2 separate regions of the Homo sapiens genome follow, and region 1 is linked to region 2. The links are chromatin loops, found by intact Hi-C in ENCODE. Cell type or tissue: mammary epithelial cell. All regions are shown on one strand. Each heading gives the region's core, and the rest is flanking DNA. Links, peaks and the distances in the headings are about the cores only.

Region 1 (13,054 bases), core at 2,784-10,783, 49 kb before region 2:
ATCAAGTTGGTCTTAATGGGATCCTTCTTCCAGTTGTGTCCAATAGGAAAGGAAGGCAGGTAAGAGGCTGCTGCAATAGTTCAGGTGAGACACAGGACTGGCTTGCAGCTGTGGAGCAGGCAGAGAGGTGTGATTGGATTCTGCTTGTACTTTGGAGAAAGAGCTGACATGAATTCTTGACAGATCACATCAGGGGCGTGAGGGACAGACAAGCCAAGGGTGACTCCAAGGTTTTGAACAGCAACTTGGTGATGAGACTTCACTGAGATGAAAAACAGAGAGGGAGGAGAGGTTTGGAAGGAGAAAACCCAAGAGTCTCCTGTGTTTGAGGTACTTTTTAGACTTTCAAGTGGAGGTATTGAGCAAGTGGTTGAATATATGAGCTTGGTTTTCAGGAGAGAGCTCCAGGCAAGAGGTAAAAATTGGGATCATTAATATACAGTTGCTATTTAAAGTCTTGAGATTAAGCCAGATCATAAAGAGATTAGATGAGAATATAAAGGGCATGGAGAAGAGAATCGAGTCTTGAGCCCTGGAGCCCTGCGAGGGGAAGAGACCCAGGAGATGAGGAAGGAGCAGAGGCACCAAAAGGGAGGGATGTGATTGTCCTAGAGAAAGGGGAAAAGCCGCCATTAATCAGCCTTATCCAAAGCTGCAGATAAGTCAGTGGATTCCAGCAAATGGAATATCCTTGGTGTCCTTATCAAGGAAAAGATTCATGGGAGTGATGAGGAAAGAGTCTGATTTGAGTGGGGTTTTAGTTGGAATTTTAATAATCTATTGGAATATTTAGGAATGTTGATATCTTTACAATATATTTTCTGTACCTCCTTATAATATTAAATCTTCATATTGCCTTCCCATTGATGTCTTTTTTTTTTCCATGTCTTTCCTAGGCAGACATCAAGAGAAAAGTTTGCTGTGCCAGGGATCTGAAAGGTGTCTGTGGAAGGAGGATGGCAGGATAGTGCTTCTGCAGATCAGGCGACTGCAATGGGGAGTGAGGGTACTGAAGGGGTGGGCATCAAAGCAGAGTGTCTGAGAGTGCCAGGAAGGAGGAGGAAGGGAACATGGTGGTTGGCAGGCATCACTACCAAGGCTTGCCTTAGAAACGGTGAATGAGACGGACCCTTGAGAAAAGTCACCTGCTTCTGTTTATGTCCACATGTTTTATTAATTTAATTTCATTTACAATTTGAATACTTAATTCACTTGGTTTGAAATTAGTTTTAAAACTGTACAGTGAAAAACCCCATCCCATCTCCAGCCATCACTAGAGATGATCACGCTCATCAGCTCCTTGGGGGTTTTAGTTTGATTTCTGTTGCTTATAACAGCATACCTGAAACTGAGTAACTTATAAAGAAAATGAATTTATTTCTTACATTTATGGAGGCTGGGAGGTACAGGGTTGGGGAACTGCATCTGCTGAGAGCCTTCTTGCTGGTGGGGCCCTCTGCAGAGTCCCCAGGTGGTGCAGGGCATCTCATGTTAAGGGGGCTGAGCGTGCTACATAACATGCTAGCTCAGATTCCTCTTCTTCTTATAAAGCCACAAGCCTCTCTCTCATCATAACACATTGATTCATTAATCTAATATATTAACCTCTTAATACTGCCACATTGGAAATTAAGTTTCAGCATGAGTTTTGGAGAGGACATTCAAACCATAGACGGGTCCTTCCAGAGATAGTCTCTATACATACACTGTTATTTCTGCACTTAAAAAAATATGTAATAGTATATCCTGGAGCTCATTCCATATCAATACTTAAGTGTTACTCATTATTTATTGCCCAGTATTTTTTTTCTTTCTCTCTCTTTCTCTTTCTTTCTTTTTTTCTCTTTCTTTCTTTCTTTCCTTCTTTATTTTTCTTTCTGTCTTTGTTTCCTCTCTTTTTCTTTCTTTGTTTCTTCTCTTTTTCTTTCTCTCTCTTTCTCTGTCTCTCTCACACACACATTCTCTCTCTACCTATCCATCATCTATCTATCTATCTATCTATCTATCTATCTATCTATCTATCTATCTGTCTATGTAGGACACTCTAAATAGATCTGGCTTATTGTATGTAACTATACCTCCATTAAGTTGAAGCTAATTTATTTACCTGGCTTCCTACTGAAGGACACTTAAAGTATTTCCATACAATGCTAACTGAATAACCTGTAATACAATTTCACACATTTGCAAGTAGAATTTGAGTGCTTTGTTTCTAGTTTAAAAATTTTTTATTTATATTCTTTTTAAAAGATCTGCACCTTTAAAATTAAGATAAATTTCTATGCAATAAACTTCAGGCATGAAATGGTTTTATCTTGTTTTTGCATTTCTTTATTGTCTAATGGCATCAAGCTTTGTTCATGTACTAATTAGCCATTTATCTTCAACTTAATCAAGGTATAGTTTACAAGCAAAAGGCTGCATTATTTAGAGTGTCCATTCACTGTGCTGTGACACCATGAGCACTGCTACAATCAAGGCACAGGATGTTTCCATCACCCAGAGAGGTTTCCATGCTACTTTGCAAAACTCTCTGCCTCTGCCGGTGGCCTCCCACAACTAGTGATCTATCTGAGGTCACTACAGAATAGTTTGTATTTTGTATAAGTTCATAAAGAATCTAGATTTCAAAAAGAATCATTCAGTATGAAGCATTTTGTGTTTGGCTTTTGTCACTCAGCTCAATAATTTCCCTCCATGTTTCTGCATTTATTGGTAGTTTGTTTCTTTTTACTGCTGCATAGTACTCCATTGTGTGGCTATACTGCCTTTTGTTTATCCATTCACCACTAGTTAAAAAAGAAGGTGGTGACACATTTCTCTAAATAGTGTTTTATCTCATCAGACTCTAAAACTTTGGCACAGTGATGCTTTTCTTCAGTGTTTCGGGCCTTGACTAGTTTCCCTTTAGGTAAGATCTGGAAGTAGGTTTGGTTGGATAACCGTGGTGTGCCTCAGGAAGGTGTGTGCCCTGCCATCTCTTTGCCGTGCCTAAACCTGCATGAAATGAAACAACAGAAAGTTATTTCCTAGTGGCTATCACTTTGTAGTCAAATATATTTGATTGATGAAGAATACAAGTCACCTAGAATTTATGAGAAGTGTACGTCTCTTGCCTACACCTTATTTAAGATGGAAACCATGGTATTAATTAGTAAATTAAAATTGGATACCGATTTCTCTTCTTGGGTGGGGATGGGGGCACTTTTTCAGACTTCTTGGAAAACCATGGGGAGACTAAATGCTAATGAAATTGCACTGCCTATTTCTCATAAAAAAGCTAATTAAATTACTTTAAATGTTTAGCTGTAGTTGAAATAAAAATCACAGAGATGTCAGAATTTACAATTAAACTAATAGAGATTAGAAAAAGTGCACACATAATACAATGTTAATTACCAATCCAATAGGAGCCTTAATATTTTTGATTTGTTAGGTATATAAATTACAGTAATCTATTTGAGAGGGCTTAAAGTCAATGTGGTATTTAAAAGATATTTAACACCTATCTAATATAAAAATATAAAAGTAAATGGAGCCTAATTCATATATTTTAAAAAGCTATGATGGAAAAAGATAGCAGAGAATGACAAGAGAATAATCTAAACCAAATTATAAATGACAGTGAAGAGTGAAGCAAACGGCCTCAAAATAAATGGACACGAGGCTGGGGGCTCGCATCTGTAATGCCAGCACTTTGGGAGGCCAAGGCAGATGGATTGCCTGAGCTCAGGACTTCAAGACCAGCCTGGGTAACATAGTGAAACCAAAAAATGCAAAAACATTAGCTGGGCGTGGTGGTGGGTGCCTGTGGTCCCAGATACTTGAGACGCTGACATGGAGGATGGATGGTTTGAGTTCAGGATGTGGAGGCTGCAGTGAGCTGAGATTGCACCACTGCACTCCAACTTGGGTGACAGAGTGAGATCCTGTCTCAAATAATAATGATCGTAATAAAAAATGGACAAAAAGTGTGAATGTTTAACTCAAATAGGAGTAAAACAAATAGAGATTAAAAATATTTTTCTTTCTTAGGAAACAGAGAAGAGGAAACTTAAATTATTTTTTAGTAATATATATATAAATATGTAAATATGTTATATATATAATATATGTTTATATAATGCTGGTGAGGTCAAGATGAAACTGGACATATTCCTTGCTGGTAACTTTCTAAATTTTTGAGACCAATATGGAAAAAACTTCAGGATCCACAAAAATGTATCCTTGGGCCCACTGAGTATACTATTAAAGCTATTATTTAGGAATAGTCCAAATACTAAAGCTAATGCTCTGCTAACTTTTCAGTACATGACTTAAATCTCCTTTCATCATGAGTTTGCACATCTGAATCCACTTCAGGATGTGCACTGTGGCAACGAAAATAAATTTTTTTTATCAAAAGTAATTTTAAGCATGTGTTTCAATATTGTAGATTGTATTAGGTTAATTATTGGCATAGAGATAAATTTATCAGAATTATTTGTTCATTTTCCTTACTTTAAACTAAAAGATCAGTTTTTAAAATACTGCAAACCAACTTAATGACCAAAAAAGAGGTAATGGATAGAAAGAAAGATAAATGGAGAGTTGATACAGACAACTTGAATTTGGGGTAAATGAATGAAAGTATTGTTGAAAACACTTTTAACTATGTATTCTGCATTGGTAATAAATTCCACCTAAGGCAATGACAAAAATATTACTAGTAAAGTCTAATATATTTTCTAGTTATGGGTGTTCAACCTGACAGTGTCAAACAAATATAGCATTTTAAAATAAATTCTTTTTATCACATTTCAGGCTTTTAAGTTAGTAAATTTATAAGTAACTGTTTTGGTGTTTCTATGTATGAATTGTTCATATTAGTGTTGAAACATGCATTCAGTCCCAGCTTCACCACAGTTTACCAGCTAAGGTATTATCAAACTTTTTTTTTAATCTTAGCAAATGTGAAAAGATTGCTTAAGCATTCATTTCTATTAGTTTTTGTTTGTTTGATTGTTTTAGATTTCTTAGCTGTTTAAGCAAAGAAAAGAGGGAAACTAAATCCCAGATACTAAACATGAAGAATAAGAAGTTCAGGACTCTTTCACTTACAAGTGACAGAAAAACAAAATATCCAGAATTGGCTTAAGCCAAAAAGAGAGAGAGAGAGAGAATTTACAGGCTCCATTTCTAAAAGCCTAGAGCGAGTGGCAGGTGCAGCTTGTGACAGCCTGTGAGCCAAATCTGGCCTCTGCCTGATGGAGGGCCAGCCAGCTAAGGATGGTTCCTACACCTCTTCAATGGTTGGGGGAAAAAAATCAACAGAAGAACAGTTTTTCAGAGCATGTGAAAATTCAAATGTCACCGTCCATAAACAAAGTTTTATTGGACATAGCTCTGCTCTTTTGTTTACACATTGTGCTGCTTTCATGCTAGGATAACAGAGCTGAGGAGTCGCAACAGAGACCGCATGGCCCACATGGTCTAGAAGATTTACTAGTTGGCCCCTTAGAGAGAAAGTCTGTGGCCCTGCCCTGGAAGCTCAATGGTGCCAGCACTGAGCTACATCCACTGGCATCTTTCTACTTGCCCCCACTGACTTCCTGTGTGTCGGCTCCATTTTCATACTGTGTGGGCAAGAGGGTGGCAGCATCACACATGAGCTTCTGGCCCACTCAGCAGGGGAAAGGGGAAGGAGAAATTCTCTTTCCCACTCAGCGCAAAGAACCGAGATTGAGTCCCATTGGTCTGGCTTGGATGTGGTGTCTGTCTCCATGGCAGAGTGCTCTGATGGTCCAGGAGTGGGTCACTCACCACTCCTGGAGCTGGGAACCCACCTGTCACTCCCCAGTCTCATAGATTGAGCAGGGGTCAAGGCAGAAGTCGATCATGCAGGGACACATAGACCATGTTAAAACTTGAAGTTTTATTCTATATTTAGTGGGATCATGTAATCAGATTTATATTTTAAAAAGATGTCTCTCCTGGCAACATAGAGAATGAACTGGGGGGGCGCAAGAGTGGAGGTGGAGAGGCTAATCAGGGGTGGTTCTGCTGGAAAAAAAACAAAAACAAAAACAAAACAGATAGTTTATTTAACCAGGATGGTGGCTAGAGAGAAAGAGATATGGGCAAAGTCTAGAGAAGCTTAGAAGTTTTAAATGGATAGGTTTACATCTGAGGATTGAGGGAGAGGGAGATAATGAGAATGCATACTGCATTTCTGGCTGGCACAAGTGGGTAGATGGGCTCATTCTCAAGTTGGGACTACTGAAGAAAATGAGGATCAAGATGATGAATTTGTATTGGAAATCCTTACATTTGGGCTTCTCTTGAAATATGCAAGAAGCAATGCCAAGTAGGCAGTAAGAAAATCAAGTCTGAAGCTCAGAGGTGTGGTGTAGGATGGAAAATAAAATTTTAAACAGTCATCAATCTGTCAATAATATTTAAAGTCAGGAGAATGAATGAGTTTATGGGGAGGGGGGATGCAGGGGGAGAGGAGAGAGATGGAGAGAAAGAGAAAGAGGAAGTCTCACATTGATCTTGGAAACCACATTTATGACTGAGGTGGAGGAGGATGAAGTGGCAAGTAAGATTGAGATGAAGCAGACAGATAGGTAAGGAAGACGGGGAAGCCCAAGGTAAACAATGATTCACAAAGGCGGAAGTGCTCAGAATGCCAATGCTGCTGAGAAGCCACGGAAGAGAAAGATAAAGTATTACCCATTGGATTTGATTATGTTGAAGTCATTAGTGACCTTAGTGAGTGCTGTTTTGGGAAAGTTTGGGGGTGGAAGAAAGATTTAAGTGGGCTGAAGACTGACTCAGATCCTGTTTTTATGGGACTCTTGTCTTTTGATTCTATGTTTTTATGATTCCACGTCTGCTCTTTGAACCTGGTCTCTCTGTTTTGACGTTCAGACTTGACTCAGCCCCAATCTACAAGGTTTTGCTCCAATCTTAATTATTCCCTTTGGAACCCAATTATTGGTTCTGGCCCACTGAGCATCCCTGACAACACATGAGCTAGCCTTTAAGTGAGAGTAATTGAAGCTTACCCATCCAAGTCATGGCATGTGAAGCTCAGGCTTCAGCTCAGCTTACCACTAATTGCATAAAACTGGAAAGTTACTCAACCTCAGTTTCTTCCTCAGTGAAGTGAGACCTAATCACTCCTGTTTTACTATATCATTGTGAAAATTAAAGCTCTTGGTACATGATGGTTGCTCAATCAATGTTGGTTACCTCCTTCCACCTTTCCTGTCCCTCTGATAAATGAATGTCCTTGTATCTATCTTTCTGTGGAGCATTTGTAGATTGAAATGAGTATTTCTAAAGTGATGTATTGTAATCAAGGAATGTAAATGCTTCTCAGTGACATTTCTTTATTCATCCAACATTTATTTATCAAGCACCTTCCATGTGACAAGCACAGAGCTCGGATGGGCAGCCAACCATGAACAAGAAGGACACGGCCACGTGCCACATGCACGGGAGGTAGGCAAGTGTGGAACACAGGAGAGTCATGAAGAACATGACTGTGAACTGTGATAGGCACTGGGAAGGAAACAGCAGGGGCTGAGAAACAGAATGAGGGCCTCAGGATGCTTCAAGCGAAGCCATGGAGGAAGGTTTTTCTGAAAATTTGATGTATAAGCTGCTATCTAAAGGGCATGATGGAACCAAGGGCAGTCGTCCTTCTTGGCATTCATTGATAGATGGAGCTATCTGTGGAGACCCCCGAGAAGCTACGGAGGTGCAGGTGTATTCGCCTCTACATTGATTCTACATCTGGGTGGCTATGCATTCACTAACTTATAATGTTTTTCTTTCCTTTTCATCATCTGCCAGGTGAGCAAGTCAATCATCACCTTTTAAACACTTGAGATTTCTAATCTATTTGTGGCTGAGAAATCTAACAATTGTGCTGGTTAGAATTACATAAGGATGACATTGGCTTTGGATGAGGTCTCTCCTGTGAGTGTCGTAAACCAAACTTCAGAGCCTGAGCTGTGTACTAGTGCACTCATTAAACTTCTCAGAGACCAGTTTTGTTCCTGAGATCTTGGTTAAGTTCTGGACAAGTGAGGTTCTAGGTAAGTGGCCTCTGGGCAAGTGAGGTGTTGCTGTGCAATCCTAAGCAATTATGACACAGGTTACCTTTGTAAATTAGGTGGCCAAAATCTGTAGGGCCCTAGGGTGTACGGGATTCACTGTAGGCCTGGGAGAGCCCTGGGCAAATGGACTGACGAGCTCTCTATCTGATGTGGTTTTCTGTCCCTCCACTGATGACTGCCCCTTCTCCCATGCGATAAGGTGTTCCTCCCTCGTCACCCAAATGAGGATCTCTATCTTTGCATTCTCCAGGACAGACACCCCAGCTTAGGAGCATTGTGTTTGATGTAAAAGGAAATGGGGTGGAAAAATATGCAAGTGTCTCATCTCTCCTGTCAAGTGCATGGCTACTTGGTAAGCACTGATTTAGAAACTTGGAGATCTTTTCCATGTATTTGACCTTCAGCTTGACTGGGCACACAGGAGAAGGAACAGAAGAAGAGTGTTTTTATAGCAACTTATCTTCCAGGGATGTCACTGTTTCAACTGAAATTAACTTTCCCCTCCCACAAGAGAGTTTGATGGTGGGTAAAAGGGAAGCAAATTCTAAAATGATTTTGTCTTTAAAGAGAATCAAGAGTGATTGTGGTTCCGAGGTCAGGAGGTCGAGACCATCCTGGCTTACACGGTGAAACCCCGTCTCTACTAAAAATACAAAAAATTAGCTGGGCGTGGTGGCAGGTGCCTGTAGTCCCAGCTACTTGGGAGGCTGAGGCAGGAGAATGGCTTGAACCTGGGAGGCAGAGCTTGCAGGGAGCTGAGATAGCGCCACTGCACTCCAGCCTGGGCGACAGAGCGAGACTCCATCTCAAAAAAAAAAAAAAAAAAAAAAGGAGTGATTGTGTTTCTTGCCTCTTTGTTATAGTATCTCTAACACAGGAGTCCTTTTTTATCATTGTAGATTACATCCTCTACCCCAAGAATGCCACCCTGCTTCAGATCACTCCACTCCAGGGCCTACTGGAGAGACAGAAGAATGTGGGAGAAATGCGAGCTTGAGATGATTTTGCTCTTGTTATTAAAATGCTCTTCTCATTGTGTGGTAAAATTACAGAAAATGTCTTTCTCTTCAGAAAACAAAGACTTCAGCCCCAAAGAGGGCCCAAGAGAGTTTTAGGACAAATTTGCATCTCTCTGGCAGGAACTATGTATGAATTCAAGACAGAAAAGGAATATTTACATAATGTATACTATATTTCTGTTATAGCTTTCCAGAGAGCTCCCTAGCAAGAACTGGGAAGAGGTATGAGGGGCAAGAAAGCTCCAAGCAGCCTCCCCTACTGAAAGCTAATTGTAGTGGCACTGATTGAAAGGTGGTGGAAGTTGTAGAAAGCCCTAGAGAGCAATCAACAGGCTTAGGGCAGGCTGACCCCAAGACCTTGGGTCACTGTGTGGCTTTGAGCAAATTGCGTAATCTATTTTGGCCCTAATTCTCTCTTTTTAAAAATGAGATTGCACACCAGCAACTGTTGTTGCTCTTTCAGCTTGGAAGTGCTGTCTTTGTGGGTAAATAAGGCATTTTTAAGGCTAGTCTAAATTTACAAGTGAACCTGTGGAGGCCCTGGAAATACACTTACATATTTCACATAGGACTACTGTAGTCACTACAATGAGAAAGAATTTCACTTCCTGCATTGGATCGGGTGGATTAGAGTTGGTGCATATAAAGCAGCTATGACATGAAAATATTCCACAGATGGTAGTCATTGTTATTTTTTTTTTTATTTTTTTTTTTAGATAGAGTTTTGCTCTTGTCGTCCAGGCTGTAGTGCAATGGCGCAATCTCAGCTCACTGCAACCTTCACCTCCTGGATTCAAGCAATTCTCCTGCCTCAGCCTCCCAAGTAGCTGGGATTACAGGCGCCCACCATCATGCCCAGCTAATTTTTATACTTTTAGTAGAAACAGGATTTCACCGCATTGGCCAGACTGGTCTCGAACTCCTGACCTTAGGTGATCTGCCTGCCTCGGCCTCCCAAAGTGCTGGGATTACAGGCATGAGCCACCACGCCCAACCTTGTTATTGCTATTGTGACATTTATAATTAAGATGACATTTTGTATAAAGTCATCACATAAATTGTACATGGAGTTAATGACAACTTTGAAAACAAGACCCCTTTACAGAGAGGGAAAACGCTGAAAAGAAATGTACTCTTAAAAACATGGTTGTATTTGTACAATGGCACTAAGAAGTGATTGTTTTCTTTTTTCTACTTCTCTGCATTTTTATGTTTTTGTTTAAAGAGTATTTACTGCTTTACGATCAATAAACACTAGTTTATTTTGAAATACTTTGTATTTAAGCACAAGGTGAATTTCTTCCTAGGTCCAACAGTCATAGTAGCAAAATTATTACAGCACCCTGGACATTTTAGTGAATTTTAAGAAAAGCTTCACATCTATTTCTAAAAATTTGCATTAGATATTTAATTTCTACACCAAAAACTTGCTTTCAGTAAAAAAAAAAAAAAAAAAAGAAAGAAAGAAAGGAAGAAAAAAAAACGGAGGCACAAGCAGCACTGTTTAATAGCCTTCGCAGAAATATTTTAATCTAGGTGACTTGTTTGAATTTCATACGCCACAGGTGCAACAGAGGAAGAAAACACGAAAATTTAGGAAATGTTAGCTTTTACAAAAGAAATACCCCATTACCTGGAAAACTCAGCAATTGAAATGGTTTGCTGGACTTTCAGCATCAGGCACATATTAGTTCCTTTCTCACGATGAGAAATTGGAAGAACTCAGTTCTTTCCAGCAATAAAAGAATTATTAAACCCTCATTTTGGTTTGAAATTCGTCTCTTTTTTTTGTGTTTGTATTGGTTTTTACTGAACACTTCTCTCACTAGATTTCACATGACCTCCGTTCTTGTTATCCTGTTTCTAGCTCCAACCCCCTTCCCTGCCCCTTGCCTTTTATCAAAATGTGAAGATTGGGTCCGTTCAAGTTTCCAGTCGCTGGCTGAAAGGCTCACTGAGATCTTCTTGCTCCCTGGCTTTCTGTTGGGAAAATGGCTTTCTCTCTCTTTTCAGGAGAATGTATTGAAAACAATCTCTGCCCTGCCCACTGGGATAGCGGAGAGGATGCCGTGTGGGAGGGAGAGGGTCGTGGTTTTCTGGCAGAGACGGAAGTCCCGGATGGCCTGTGTTTGATGCCTCCCGATGGGTGGACGCTGTCCTGATGTGAGCTGGCGGCAGGAAGCCTGCCATCACCTTCCACCCAGCGGCCCTTGGAGTTGCAGCCCTTCCCGAACCAGCATCACTAGTGCGTCTGCCATTGGTGGTTCCCTTGGCTCCTAGCAGCGGCCATTGCCTAATGTGTCTCAGCTTTCCGAGACTCTCATGAGAAAGCCAGCAGCTGCCATTATTTGGAACTTGGTCGTGCTCTCTGCATTTCTTCACGCACTCTTACCTCTTATGTTACTTTTTACACCAATACAATGATGCTTGGAGAGCTCGATGCGATTCTCAAGGGCAACCTTCAGCTCAATCCATGAAGGTCCCTATGGTGATCTCTTGCTACCATGTCCCTTTGAAGACTGTAATTTGTTTATTCATTTTTCACTCACTCATTCACTAACAATTGTTCGTTGAACATCAGTTATGGGCCAGGCACTCTGCTAAGTGGCAAGGATGCCCAAAGGAATGTAAACATTGACTGGACCTCTGAGGAGCAGACTAGTATAGAAGATCCAAATTGAAACAAAACAAGGCAAAACTGTGAACCTGATTCGATAACAGCAGAATGTGTTTGGACAAACCATAGGGTACAGAGGACACAAAGATGAACTCTGCTGCCCAGATCCTCTCAGAATGGAGGAAGCACATTTTCAACCATGTTAGAATGGAGTTGGAGAGAGAGCAAGATCACACAAGGCAAAGAGGTATGAAGCGGCCTACGGGCTGCTCACTACTGTTAGAATGTGAGTTTCTAAGAACAAGGAATTTGCTGGGGATAAGGCTGGAGAGGAAGACAAGGGTCATGTTGAGTTGGGCATTATATAGCCCTGGCTAAGGGCTTTCTCTATGTTCTTTGGGTACTGCCACTGCAAGAAGGAAATAGAAATATTTACTCTAACTCCAAAAAGTAACTCTAAAAGATATTTTGCTGGCAATGCAAACGGTAGCAGGCAGAAGGAGATGCTTGAGTATTTAATGCCTGGGGTTATTGCAAAGGCTTTGCAGCTTTGGAAGTCCTGGGAAAAATGCCTTGGGTAGGGCACATTCTCTCAGAAGAGTAGGGACTGAGGACTCGCAGAGCCTGTGAGACCCAGGGAGATGGAGGAGTGAGGGGATAGCCGGAAGTAACAACACAGGTGCCAGGTCACAGAGATGTGGGCATCCAGGTGACACAGGCTTGTTCTTGAGCGTGCATTGGGCCTGGATCCTTTGTGAATTTCTTAGGCAGGGCTGAGTAGGGGTGTGTACGCTGAGAGCCCACGCAAGATAAGAGGCTGTTAGAATTTGATTTTAAATTCTATCTGCCAGTTGTGAAACATCTGGGGATGGCTGTGTTTTTGTTCTGAGGCTTAGACATAATGTAAGTGAATCATTTGTCATACAGTAGAGTCTTAGTCCCCTCATATGCGATTTCATTTCCTACTGACAAAGAAAGTAAAACTCAGAGACACAGAGTAATTTCCTCAACATCACAGAACAGCACAATTACTTCTTGTCTAAGAAGAGAACCTCAGCATCTTGGCTTAATTTCCAATTCTCCACCCCTCAATGGCAAGTTGTTATTGAATTTCTACTGAGAGACAGTAGTTGCTTGTCATGATGAAATTCAAATATTATTCCTTAATGAACAAACATGGCAACTTTCTATCATAATATTTGTGCAAAAATGTGGCTTTTACAACCAGTCACTACGGGGTGAGACAGGTCTCGGTTTTCTTCCCCACCCTGTTCTACTCATTTTCAGAACCATAAAAAAACAGAAGCACA
Region 2 (13,054 bases), core at 2,984-10,983:
TTAGAGATTCCATGGGCCTAGACTAGCTTGTTCTTTCTGCTGCCTTCCCCTCCTTGCCCCACTGCAGGGTGACCTCCGTTCTCTTCCTCCTAAGCCTGTCCACATGCCTCAGGCGTCTTCACACAGCTGCCATCTCTCACCTACCATCTTCCCTCTTTCATTTTCATTTTCCTTTTGGAGAGATTCAGATAGAGACATCAGTTTTTAAATTTCTTGAAAAATGTCTTGGGATTTCAGGAAGTCCTGGAGATAAATACAGAGTTTCTATCTGTCGTGCCTCACCAGGGTGTGTGTTGAAGTTCAACCTCAGGCCACACTCTGGTTTCCCTTTTGCAGGTCCAGTCAGCCAAGCTCAAGGGCTGATTCAATTCCTGTGCAAAGGAGAGATCTGGCCCCCTCCTTCTCATCCAAGGGGCATGTGCTTTTGCCTTGGGTAATCTCAGGAAGTGACCCAAATAATAGGAGATGCAGGACATGGATTAGGGATAGCCGCATTGGGTAGATCACTATTGATTTCATTTATTTCAGATTTTAGCATTTCTATATAGAACAATGCTGTTCATTTAGTCCTTACAATATTATAGAACTGGGCAAATTTAGTTTTGTAATTATCACAATGAGACAAAGAAATTATACATCCTTACAAACCTTTGTGGGATATTTTATTTGTAGCTAGAGTAGAAAGTTTAAATTTTGGTTGCCTCATTTATAGCTGCTTGGTTTTATGTTCAGCTAAAATTTTATCAGTACTTATGTAAGCTGTGTATTCCTTTGGAATTTTTATTCTCAATCATTTTTATCTGATAGCAGCTTTCCTGATCACCAGAAATGTTCATGTTGACAGTTGACATTCTGAGAAACAGAGACAGTATAAAGATATAAGAAAAGGAATCCATAATTCATGGCCTAGGACCAGTTATTATCCATAGTTTGGTGTATTTCCTTCTGCATGTAAATATTTTTCTGTATGTGTGCACATACCTTCTCGCTTATAGTGTATATCATGTTGTATATACAAAGTTATACCCTATGATTAATTAACATTATATACACGTATGTTTATTTTGTATGAAAATGAAATATTCTGCACATATTGCATTGCAACATGCTCTTTTACGTTGCAAAGTACAAAGATCATCTTGTCTCCCCAAGTGTCTTATTATTTAAATTATTTCCTAAGATGGATACCCCATTTTCCATGATGTGATTATTACACATTTGAGTGCCGGTATCAAAATATCTCATGTGCCCCATAAATATATACACCTACTATATACCTACAAAGATTACAAAAAAAATCCTGATTTTTATCAGCTGCTTATTATGTCATCTTGGATTTGCACATCTTGGATTTTGCTAATCTATTTGGGAAGTTTGCAGTTTTGTCTGTTTTACACTACACTGAATATCCACAATAAAGATTTACTTACATCTCCGAAAAAAGAGCTGTTCCCTAATTTAATAATAAAATCATGGTATTTATACTTATTTTTATGTGTATTTATTTGTTTATTATTTAGGGTGACATTTCAAATCTTATTGATCATTTTTTTCTTTCTTTTTTAATTGTCTGTCTCTGGTGTTGTGATGGTTAATACTGAGTGTCAACTTGATTGGATCGAAGGATACAAAGTATTGATCCTACTTGTGTCTGGGAGGGTGTTGCCAAAAGAAATTAACATTTGAGTCAGTGGTCTGGGGAAGGCAGATCCAGCCTCAACCTGGTGGGCACAATCTAATCAGCTGCCAGCGAATATAAAGCAGGCAGAAAAGCATGAAAAGGAGAGACGGGCTTAGCCTCCCAGCTTACATCTTTCTCCTTGCTGGATGCTTCCTCCCCTCGAACATTGAACTCCAAGTTCTTCAGTTTTGGGACTCCGACTGGCTCTCCTTGCCCCTCAGCTTGCAGCCTGCAGACAACCTACTGTGGGACCTTGTGAGCATGTAAGTTAATACTTACTAAACTCCCATACACATATATTATATATGTATATCTCCTATTAGTTCTGTCTATCCTATCTAATAGGATATATATGTATCCTGTTAGTTTAAGTTCTGTCCCTCTAAGAGAACCCTGACTAATACAGATTTTGGTACCAGGAATGGTTCTAGAGAAACAGAATATTAAGGATGGAGTTCTGGAGTTGGCTGTTTAATATGATTACACCCCAAAATGCTAAGAACTCTACTTATAGTATGGAGAACACTGATAGTCCTTGGTGTAAACTGTTTAGAGAGTTATGCAAAATAAATGCATTTGAACCTCCTGATTCACCACTCATGAGAGGCAAGGAGTTTAGTGACTCTAAACATAATACCTTTGATCATATGTGGAGAACCAAGGAATATAATGAAGCTGGTTGGTTGCTCCTAAATCCTGTGAACACAGCGATGAAAGAAAATGATGAACTCAGGGATTCTGTCTCCCAGCTTCAGAAGCAGACACTGAGCCTCAAATCTGCTAAGATTTCCCTGAATGAGAGTCTTATCTCCTGTAGAGAAAGAACTGAAATTGTGGAAAAACAGACATAAGCTGTTATCACGCGAGTGGCTGACCTGCAATGAAAGGTTTATGCACTGCCTCACCAGGTGTCTACTGTTAAAGTGAGGGCATTGATTGGAAAAGAATGGGATCCTGCAACTTGGAATGGGGATGTGTGGGAGGACCCCGATGAAGCTGGGGACACTGAGCTTGTAAACTCTGATGAACTTTTTTGCCAGAAGGAGCAGCTTCCCCATCCCCAGTAGTGACAACATCCCCTCCCTGACGCATTCTGCCATGAGCCTTTCCACCTTTGTCTGGGGAGATAAACCCTGCACTGCTTGAGGCAAGAGTGATGGCCTCCCCTGAGGCAGTTGCCAGGCAAGATAATGTTGATTCTCCTCAGAAGCCACCCCCAATACATCTGTTTGCTTATAGACCTATAACTAGACTAAAGTCCCAGCAGGCCCCTAGAGGTGAGGTTAAGAGTATGACCCATGAGGAGGTGCCCTACACTCGAAAAGAACTGTTTGAGTTCTCTAATTTACATAAACAGCAATCTGGAGAACAGGCATGGGAAATGAATATTATGGGGATGGGATAATGGTGGAAGGAACATAGAGTTGGATCAGGCTGAATTTATTGATTTGGGCCCACTAAGTAAGAACTCTGCATTTAATGTTGCAGCTTGGGGAGTTAAAAAAAGTTCTGATAGTTTATTTCCTTGGTTAGCTGAAATATGGATTAAAAGATGGCCACTGTGAGCCAGCTGGAAATGCCTGATCTCCTTTGGTTTAATGTAGAGAAAGGGATCCACAGGCTTAGGGAGATTGGGATGGTGGAGTGGATTAATCACTTTAGACCTACTCATCCCAGATGGGAGGGGCCAGAAGATATACCCTTGACCAGTGCCTTGCAAAATAGATTTGTGAGGGCAGCACCTGCATCTTTGAAGTGCTCTGTAATTGCTCTTCTCTGTATGTCAGATCTAATGATGAGAACCTCAGTCACTCAACTACAAAATTTAAATACAATGGGAATAACTGAGCTGGCAGGGGCCAAATGGCAGCACTCAACCTTCAAAGGCAAGGTGGGCATAGCTGCTGTAATGGACAGCAGAGGCAAAGCGGCAATCAGAATAGTCTGACTTGTGTAGAGCTCTGGTACTGGCTAATTAATCATGGTGTTCCTAGAAGTGAAATTGAGAGGAAGCCTACTGCATTCCTACTTAAGCTATACAAACAGAAAACTTGCAGGTTGAATGGAAAAGACTAATTTGAATTACAAAAACAGAGAGCAACAGCCCCTCTACCAATTTCCAGACTTGAGCCAGTTTACAAACACAGAACCCCTTGAATGAAGGGGAGGCTGGGCCCCCTTGAGGAAGGACCTCACTATATTACCAACAATTTATGCAGTGAATCTTTCTCCCATCCTTCCCCAAGGAGACCTCTGGCCTTTTACCAGGGTAACTGTGCACTGGGGAAAAGGAAATGATCAGACATTTCAGGGACTACTGGACACTGGCTCTGAGCTGACTTTGATTCCAGGGGACCCAAAACGTCACTGTGGTCCTCCAGTTAAAGTAGGGGCTTATGGAGGTCAGGTAATTAATGGAGTTTTAGCTCAGGTGCAACTTACAGTGGGTCCAGTAAGTCTCTGGAATCATACTGTGGTCATTTCCCCAGTGGCAGAATGTATAATTTGCATAGACATATTTAGCAGCTGGCAGAACGCCCACATTGGCTCCCTGACTTGTAGGATGAGGGCTATTATGGTGGGAAAGGCCAAATGGAAGCCATTAGAGCTGCCTCTACCTAGAAAAATAGTAAATTAAAAACAATATTGCATCCCTGGAGGGATTGTGGAGATTAGTGCCACCATCAAGGACTTGAAAGACGCAGGGGTGGTGATTCCCACCACATCTCTGTTCAACCCTCCCATATGGCCTGTGCAGAAGACAGATGGATCTTGGAGAATGGCAGTGGATTATCATAAGCTTCACCAAGTGGTGACTCCAACTGTGGCTGCTGTACCAGATGTGGTTTCATTGCTTGAGCAAATTAACACATCTCTTGGTACCTGGTATGCAGCCATTGATTTGGCAAATGCCTTTTTCTCCATTCTTGTCTATAAGGCCCACCAGAAGCAATTTGCCTTCAGCTGGCAAGGACAGCAATATGCCTTTACAATCCTACCTCAGGGGTATATCAGTTATCTGGCTTTGTGACGTAATCTTATTTGGAGAGATCTAGATAACTTTTCACTTCCACAAGATATCACACTGGTCCATTACATGGATGACATTATGCTTATTGGACCCAGTGAGCAAGAAGTAGCAAACACACTGGACTTTTTGGTGAGATGTTTGCATGCCAGAGGATGGGAAATAAATCTGACTAAAATTCAGGAAACTTCTACCTCAGTAAAATTTCTAGGGGTCCAGTGGTGTGGGGCATGTAGAGATATTCCTTCTAAGCTGAAGGATAAGTTGTTGCATTTGGCCTCTCCTACAACCAAGAAGGAGAAACAATGCCTAGTGGGCCTGTTTGGATGTTGGAAGCAACACATTCCTCATTTGGGTGTGTTACTGTAGCCCATTTATCAGGTGACCCAAAAGGCTCTCAGTTTTGAGTGGGGTCCAGAACAGGAGAAGGCTCTGCAACAGGTCCAGGCTGCTGTGCAAGCTGCTCTGCCACTTGGGCCATATGACCCAGGAGATCCAATGGTTTGAGGTATCACTGGCAGATAGGGATGCTGTTTGGAGCCTTTGGCAGGTTCCCATAGGTGAGTCTTAGCGGAGGCCTTGAGGATTTTGGAGCAAGGCCTTGCCATTTTCTTTTTTTTTTTTCAGTTTTTTTTTTTTATTATTATACTTTAAATTTTAGGGTACATGTGCACAACGTGCAGGTTAGTTACATATGTATACATGTGCTATGTTGGTGTGCTGCACCCATTAACTCGTAATTTAACATTAGGTATATCTCCTAATGCTATCCTTCCCCCATCCCCCCGTCCCACAACAGGCCCCAGTGTGTGATGTTCCCCTTCCTGTGTCCATGTGTTCTCATTGTTCAATTCCCACCTATGAGTGAGAACATGCGGTGTTTGGTTTTTTGTCCTTGCGATAGTTTGCTGAGAATGATGATTTCCAGCTTCAATCATGTCCCTACAAAGGACATGAACTCATCATTATTTATGGCTGCATAGTATTCCATGGTGTATATGTGCCACATTTTCTTAATCCAGTCTATCGTTGTTGGACATTTGGGTTGGTTCCAAGTCTTTGCTATTGTGAATAGTGCTGCAATAAACATACATGTGCATGTGTCTTTATAGCAACGTGATTTATAATCCTTTGGGTATATACCCAGTAATGGGATGGCTGGGTCAAATGGTATTTCTAGTTCTAGATCCCTGAAGAATCGCCACACTGACTTGGTTGAACTAGTTTACAGTCCCACCAACAGTGTAAAAGTGTTCCTATTTCTCCACATCCTCTCCAGCACCTGTTGTTTCCTGACTTTTTAATGATCGCCATTCTAACTGGTGTGAGATGGTATCTCATTGTGGTTTTGATTTGCATTTCTCTGATGGCCAGTGATGATGAGCATTTTTTCATGTGTCTTTTGGCCGCATAAATGTCTTCTTTTGAGAAGTGTCTGTTCATATCCTTCACCCACTTGTTGATGGGGTTGTTTGTTTTTTTCTTGTAAATTTGTTTGAGTTCATTGTAGATTCTGGATATTAGCCGTTTGTCAGATGGGTAGATTGCAAAAATTTTCTCCCATTCTATAGGTTGCCTGTTCACTCTGATGATAGTTTCTTTTGCTGTGCAGAAGCTCTTTAGTTTAATTAGATCCCATTTGTCAATTTTGGCTTTTGTTGCCATTGTTTTTGGTGTTTTAGACATGAAGTCCTTGCCCATGCCTATGTTTTGAATGGTATTGCCTGGGTTTTCTTCTAGGGTTTTTATGGTTTTCGGTCTAACATTTAAGTCTTTAATCCATCTTGAATTAATTTTTGTATAAGGTGTAAGGAAGGGATCCAGTTTCAGCTTTCTACATATGGCTAGCCAGTTTTCCCAGCACCATTTATTAAACAGGAAATCTTTTCCCCATTTCTTGTTTTTGTCAGGTTTGTCAAAGATCAGATAGTTGTAGATATGTGGCATTAATTACAAATCTTGAATGTCATAGATTACTGCATCAGTAGACTATTATCTATATAAAGTCACATAATTTTAGAAACTCTGTTCATGAAGTTGGCAATGCAAACATTGCAATAACACAGTAAGTGGTTATTTTGGACACAGTTTATGTAGGTAGTTAAAATGCTTTGTCAAAATCAATGAACGGTAGAATTACATACCACATACTCCCAACATCTAACCATCTTTAAGCAGTCCTTTTTTAATCTCGCTGGGATGGTAGCATTTCAAAGGCCTAGGGCTAGACTGCAGTGAAAAGGCTATTACCCTGCCCCTGTAAGCATAGCGTGAGCATCAGAATCCTGAGTAACCACTGAAGGACAAGATTCTCCTGACACTTGGTCTCTGTCTCTCACTGTTACGTGAACAATGACAAAACAGAGATTCTTAAAATTTTGTTGCTTTAGTTATACATTTAAAAAAGCACACATAGATATTAAAAAAATAAAGAATAAACAGTAGATACCTATATATTCAAGCAGGAAAATAGGAAATGTACTTTCATCTGTTTTTAAGTTCTAAGACAGAACCTATTTTTAAATAATGGCTGTCAAATCATTTTGACTTATTCAAAGAAAGGGATTAACTACCTGGATACAGATAATCAAATAGCATGCACCCTTTTTCTTCACTTTCCCACCCTGCCCCCAGTCTCAGGCACACCCAGAGATTATATATAACAACGTTTTTTTCCATTAGATCTTCTGTAGACAATCTCGCTGAGAAATCAGGAAAACCAAGCTTACCACATAGTGAGTGAAATCTTTCCTTTTATTGGATTTGGCTTAAACTCAAGCTTTTTGAGCAGCAAATTTGACAGGGGTTCAGGAAAAGTCTCTGCCTGGACTCATCCTGGAACACTGGGCCACACCTCATTTCAGAGTTGTACGGCCCAGGTATGTACAAGGTGTGGCAGGCAGAAGTGAGCTCAGTTAAATAATGAATTCTGTATTCCTAGCTTCTTCTTTGATGCAGTATTTTCTTCTTACTGGAACTTCTCTATGACCTAGTATTTTCCTCCTTTCTTTTTATTCAAATTACTGTCAGAAAAAAAGATTCGATAAATTCATCAGCTCCACAAAACAAATGAAGGATCAGTTTAGGTGAATACTCCTTTCAAGAATTTTTAAAATTTTAACAGAAAACAAAACGTTAAGCTAAAGGTCTTTTATAGAGTTGGTGTACAAGTATGGCAGGCTAGAGGAATGTGGTTTGGGCTAGTGTGTTTTTCCTGTTACCATAACACCCAGATACCTTTTTAAAGCAAATATGAGAGCTTATATATCTCATGCCTCAGTAAGGGCCTCCTAACATGCCATCCTCCCAAAAGAGCAGCATGTGACTGAATGTATGACATTCCTTGTCAACCAATCAACAGAAAGATCCTCAAAATTCCTTGAAGGTTTCTGTACTTGTGTCTATCCCATCACAGAGTACACGCATGCACACACACACCTTTCTCTTATCAGCTCCATTATATCCTTACTTTAATTCAGTCTTGTTTCATTTCTAATTCAATCACCTGCATGCAGGACCAGGCCCTGATTCGCACCTTCTTCTGAAGGGTTGTGGTCTCTCTGACACAGTCATCTCTCCAGTTGCCATTCCCCAAGTTCTCTTGAATCAACTCTGCCATTTTTATGATCTCTAGAAAGTTGATGGCTTTCTATTATTCAATTATGTCGTTTCTATCTTGAGATCTTTCTATGTAGCTTGGTTTAACTAACACCCTACTTTTTTTTTTGGTTATTGACTAACCTTGTATCATATTGGCCTCCTAGTCTTAAAACTATGATGGCAAAAGTCATGTAATATGTTAGCTTTTTCTACTAATTAATACATTTAATATAGCTTTGATCTTCAAAATCATCTTATACATATATATATATATATATTTTAGTTTTGTCGTATAATTTGCTTCCACTTTCTTGCATCATTTTATTTCTCTTAATTCCTACTGACTTTTTCTGATTTTCCCATGAAACTTTCATACTCAACAAGGCCATTTGATAGGAAAGCTTTTGCTATTTCTTAGATGCAATTACTGTTTTTTTTTGCATTACCATCCATATATATATACATATATGTATATACATATATGTGTGTGTGTATATATATATATACTTTAAGTTCTCAGGTGCATATGCAGAACGTGCAGGTTTGTTACATAGGTATACACGTGCCATGGTGGCTTGCTGCACCCATCAACCCATCATCTACATTAGGTATTTCTCCTAATGCTATCCCTCCCCTAGCCCCCCACCCCGCTACAGGCCCCCATGTGTGATATTCCCCTCCCTGTGTCCATGTGTTCTCATTGTTCAACTCCTGTTTATGAGTGAGAACATGCAGTGTTTGGTTTTCTGTCCCTGTGATAGTTTGCTGAGAATGATGGTTTCCAGCTTCATCCACGTCACTGCAAAGAACATGAACTCATCCTTTTTTATTGCTGCATAGTATTCTGTGGTGTACATGTGCCACAGTTTCTTTATCCAGTCAATCACTGATGGGCATTTGGGTTGGTTCCAAGTCTTTGCTATTGTGAATACTGCCGCAATAAACATACGTGTTCCTGTGTCTTTATAGTAGAATGATTTATAATCCTTTGGGTATATACCCAGTAATGGGATTGCTGGGTCAAATGGTATTTCTGGTTCTAGATCCTTGAGGAATTGCAAGACTGTCTTCCACAATGGTTGAAGTAATTTACACTTTCACCAACAGTGTAAAAGCATTCCTATTTCTCCACATCCTCTCCAGCATCTGTTGTTTCCTGACTTTTTAATGATTGCCATTCTAACTGGTGTGAGATGGCATTGTCATCCATTCTATCTCATTTTGTTCCGGTTTAGAAAAATGCTTCTCATTTTCAGTGTTGCCATCCACCTTGACTCAATGTGTTCACATTTCCTGTAGGATCTTTATTCATCTCTTCATTCTTGTATGCATCAACTTCCTTGAATTCCATGATATTAATTTTTATTCTACTTTGCTTTTATTATTTTTATGCTTTCCTTTAAAAATCTTTATATAATAGTTGTTTTCAAGTCCTTGTCTGTCAATTGCATTATCTCTGTCATTTCTGGGCCCATTTTTATTCATTGATTTTCTTCTGATTATGAGTCCTAGTTTCCTGTTTCTTCACATTTGGGTTTTTTTTTTTTAACACTGTGCAATGTGAATATCACATTACTGAGGTCAGGATATTTTTCTTTTAAGAGAACTGAGTTTTGTTTTAACAGGCGGTTAAGTTTCTTTCGGATCAGCTGGATTCTTTAAATGCTTTTGAAAAAAAGCATTTTTTTAAAGCATTTTAAAAAAGCATTTTTAAATGCTTTACAAAAAAAAAGCATTCTGTCAGGGCAGGTTTATAGTTCCCTATGCTAGATACTTCAGCCCTACTGTTAATTCTTGACCTTTCTGAGTGCACTTTTGAATGCCTTTGGTGTTTAACGAGCTTTCTACATTCTGCCTGGTCAGATGCCAATTATTCCTCTGCCCTGTGCAAGCTCTAGTGAGTGTTCAGTTTTAGTTTCCTAGTAGATGTTCTTTCCCCTATAGTTTTGTGCCTAGTCTCACGGATCCATACTCTAACCATGCATAGCTTGGTGTTCAGCCGAAGACTCCAGTGAATGCTATGGTGCTCTTTCCCTGCCTTGCTCACTCTTTTCCAATACTTTTTGCAATTCCAGTGACTTTAGACTAACTGAACTCCAATCACTGTTTCTTCAACTCAGTGAAGCTATCATGCTTTGTTTGGATTCTCTCCTAGTACTGTGTGTATGTGTGTGTGTGTGTGTATATATATATGTGTATATATATGTGTGTATATATATATGTATATATTTAAGTTTTGTTAAGTTTGTGGATAACTTTTTATCCACAAACAAGGTATATTCCTCCATTTTCTAAATTCTATTTCACGTCTTTAATAAAGGTTTATAATTTACTTCCCAAAAGTTTGTGTATCTCCCTTGTTAGACTTATTCCTTGGTCCTTGTGTAGTTACTGTATATTTTATCTTTTTTAGTTTTTTAAAAATTCAAACTTATAGAAAATTTCAAAATTATATAAAAGTTGCAAGAATATTAAAAAGAACTCCCATACAATCTGGAATTGACAATTTCAAACATGATCATGTTTATTTTATCATCTTTATCCATTTCTAGATACATAGACACAATGGCAAAATTTCACGGAACCATTTGGCAGTGAATTGTATACATTATGTACCTTCATGCCATAAAAATTCAATATATATATTTTATTTTTTGAGACAGAATCTCATTCTGTCTGTCGCCCAGGCTGGAGTGCAGTGGGGCAATCTTGGCTCACTGCAACCTCCCTATCCTGGGCTCAAGTGATCCTCCCATCTCAGCCTCCCAAGTAGCTGGGAGCTGAGACTGCAGGCACGCACCATGATGCCCAGCTAATTTTTGTGTTTTTTTGTAGAGACAGGGTTTTGCCATATAGGCCAGGCTAGTCTCAAACTCCAGGGCTCAAGTGTTCCCTCTGTCTCAGCCTCCCAAAGCGCTGGGATTACAGGCGTGAGTCACCACACCTGGCCTCAATGTGTATTTCTTAAGAAAAATGATATACGTACTTTTAGACATTTACAGTTCAGTTATAAAATGCAGGAAACTGAATATTTATAATACACTTTTATTTAAACTATAATCTATATTCTAGTTTTGTCTCTTACATCAATAATTTTTCCTTTACAGCAATGATTTTTCCAGTATAGAATCCAGTTCAAAATCATGAACAACAACAAACAATTCTATGGCAATTGTTTGTTGTTCATGCCATTGGCATGTTTGAAGAATAAAGGACAGGTATTTTACAGAGTATAACTCAATTCGAGTTTGTCTGATGTTTTTCTTACATTTAGATTTAGATTTTAGATATTTTTCCTAGAACGTTGCATAAGTGATGTATGTTTCTTAAAGACACATGTGATAATCTTTTGCCCCTTAGCAATGTTTATTTTGATGACATGTGGAAGGTTTTGTCTGACTTCTCCACTGCTTACTTACTATTTTTTGTAATTAATAAGTATATATTATTAATCTAACAACAAATTAAATCATTTCTTCCTTCAAATCTTTCTATTCTGTATTTGTATCTCATATTTTTTTTGCCATCTTACTGCACTGAATACACAGTAGTAATACTAAGAATCAGCATCCTTGTTCTCTTCCAGTTTTTGATTACTTCCTTCCTTCCTTCCCTTCTTCCTTCCTTCTTTCCTTCTTCTTCTTCCTGCATTTTACTTTGTATTTCTAGAAATCTATTTAAAAAAAGAAATCTATTTAATTTTTTGAGTCTATATTGTGAAATATATTTTTTCTGAAAAACTGAATTTTACCTAAGTTTTCATTTTTGTAAAATGTGACTATAGTATTTCCTTCCATTGTAATTCTGTATAGATACCTAGTTATGTCCCGATTTTATTGCTATCATTATTTCTTTGTTTTTTGTCTTTTTGTTCTTGGTCAATCATGCAATAGGTTTAAGAATTTTATTAGTCTTTTTCAAGAACTCAGTTTTAGTTTAATCAATCTTTTCTGCTGTATTCATTTCCCTCCCTACTTTTCCATATGCTCTCTCTCTTTTTTTTTAACTATGTTATGGTCTAATTGACAAATAAAAATTACATATATTCAAGGTATGCAATGTGGTGTTTTGATAGACCTATATATTATGAAATGGCAACCACAATTAAGGTAATTAGCATATCACCTCACCTAGCCACTTATGTTGTTGTTATGTGGTGAGAATAGCTAAGATCTACTCTCTTAGCAAATTTCAAGTGCATAATATGTTATTATGAAGTGTAGTTATCATGCTGTACATTAGGTTTTCAGATCTTATTCTGCAAGTGTGTACCCTTTAACCTTCTTCTCCTCATTTCTCCCAACCCTTCAGGCCCTCATAACAACCATTCTGCTCTGTGCTTCTATGTATTTGACCTTTTTAGATTTAGATTCCACATATTCTCTTCCCTCAGTTTTCTTTAAGAACACTCTGCTGCTTTTCTTTTCTTTTCTTTTCCCCTTCCTTCCTTCCCTCCCTCCTTCCTTCCTTCCTTCCTTCCTTCCTTCCTTCCTTCCTTCCTTTCGTTTCCTTCTTTCTTTCTTTCTTTCTTTCCTTTTTCTTTCCAAGTTTTGCTCTTGTTGCCCAGGCTAGAGTGCAGTGGCGCGATCTCAGCTCACTGCAACCTCCACCTCCCGGGTTCAAGCCATTCTCCTGCCTCAGCCTCCCAAGTAGCTAGGATTACAGGCATTTGCCACCACGTCTGGCTAATTTTGTCTTTTTAATAGAAACGGGGCTTCTCCATGTTGGTCAGGCTGGTCTCGAAC

The links. A loop is a pair of places that touch in the nucleus more often than their neighbours do. Peaks named below come from ENCODE experiments on the same cell type or tissue, not always from the same donor. Only the 100,000 strongest peaks of a DNase experiment are listed, where the experiment ranks them.
Region 1: a loop joins it to region 2, with 3 times the contacts of the local background. A loop is called at or near these places in 3 of 110 quality-filtered maps.

Annotation. Positions count from the first base shown.
Region 1 is chr7:54,989,762-55,002,815 of GRCh38, reverse strand. LOC105375284 (a long non-coding RNA gene) reads left to right here. Exons shown (of 4, transcript XR_007060329.1): 2 at 7,404-8,087; 3 at 8,359-8,460; 4 at 9,008-9,157. Among named protein-coding and RNA genes, the nearest start is that of EGFR, 23 kb to the left of the region's middle. In mammary epithelial cell, for the core only: no CTCF peak of the experiment used is centred there; DNase peaks (open chromatin) are centred at 6,695 and 7,095; H3K27ac peaks cover 1,690 bases.
Region 2 is chr7:54,941,388-54,954,441 of GRCh38, reverse strand. No RefSeq gene overlaps it. Among named protein-coding and RNA genes, the nearest start is that of EGFR, 71 kb to the left of the region's middle. In mammary epithelial cell, for the core only: no CTCF peak of the experiment used is centred there; a DNase peak (open chromatin) is centred at 7,481; H3K27ac peaks cover 2,962 bases.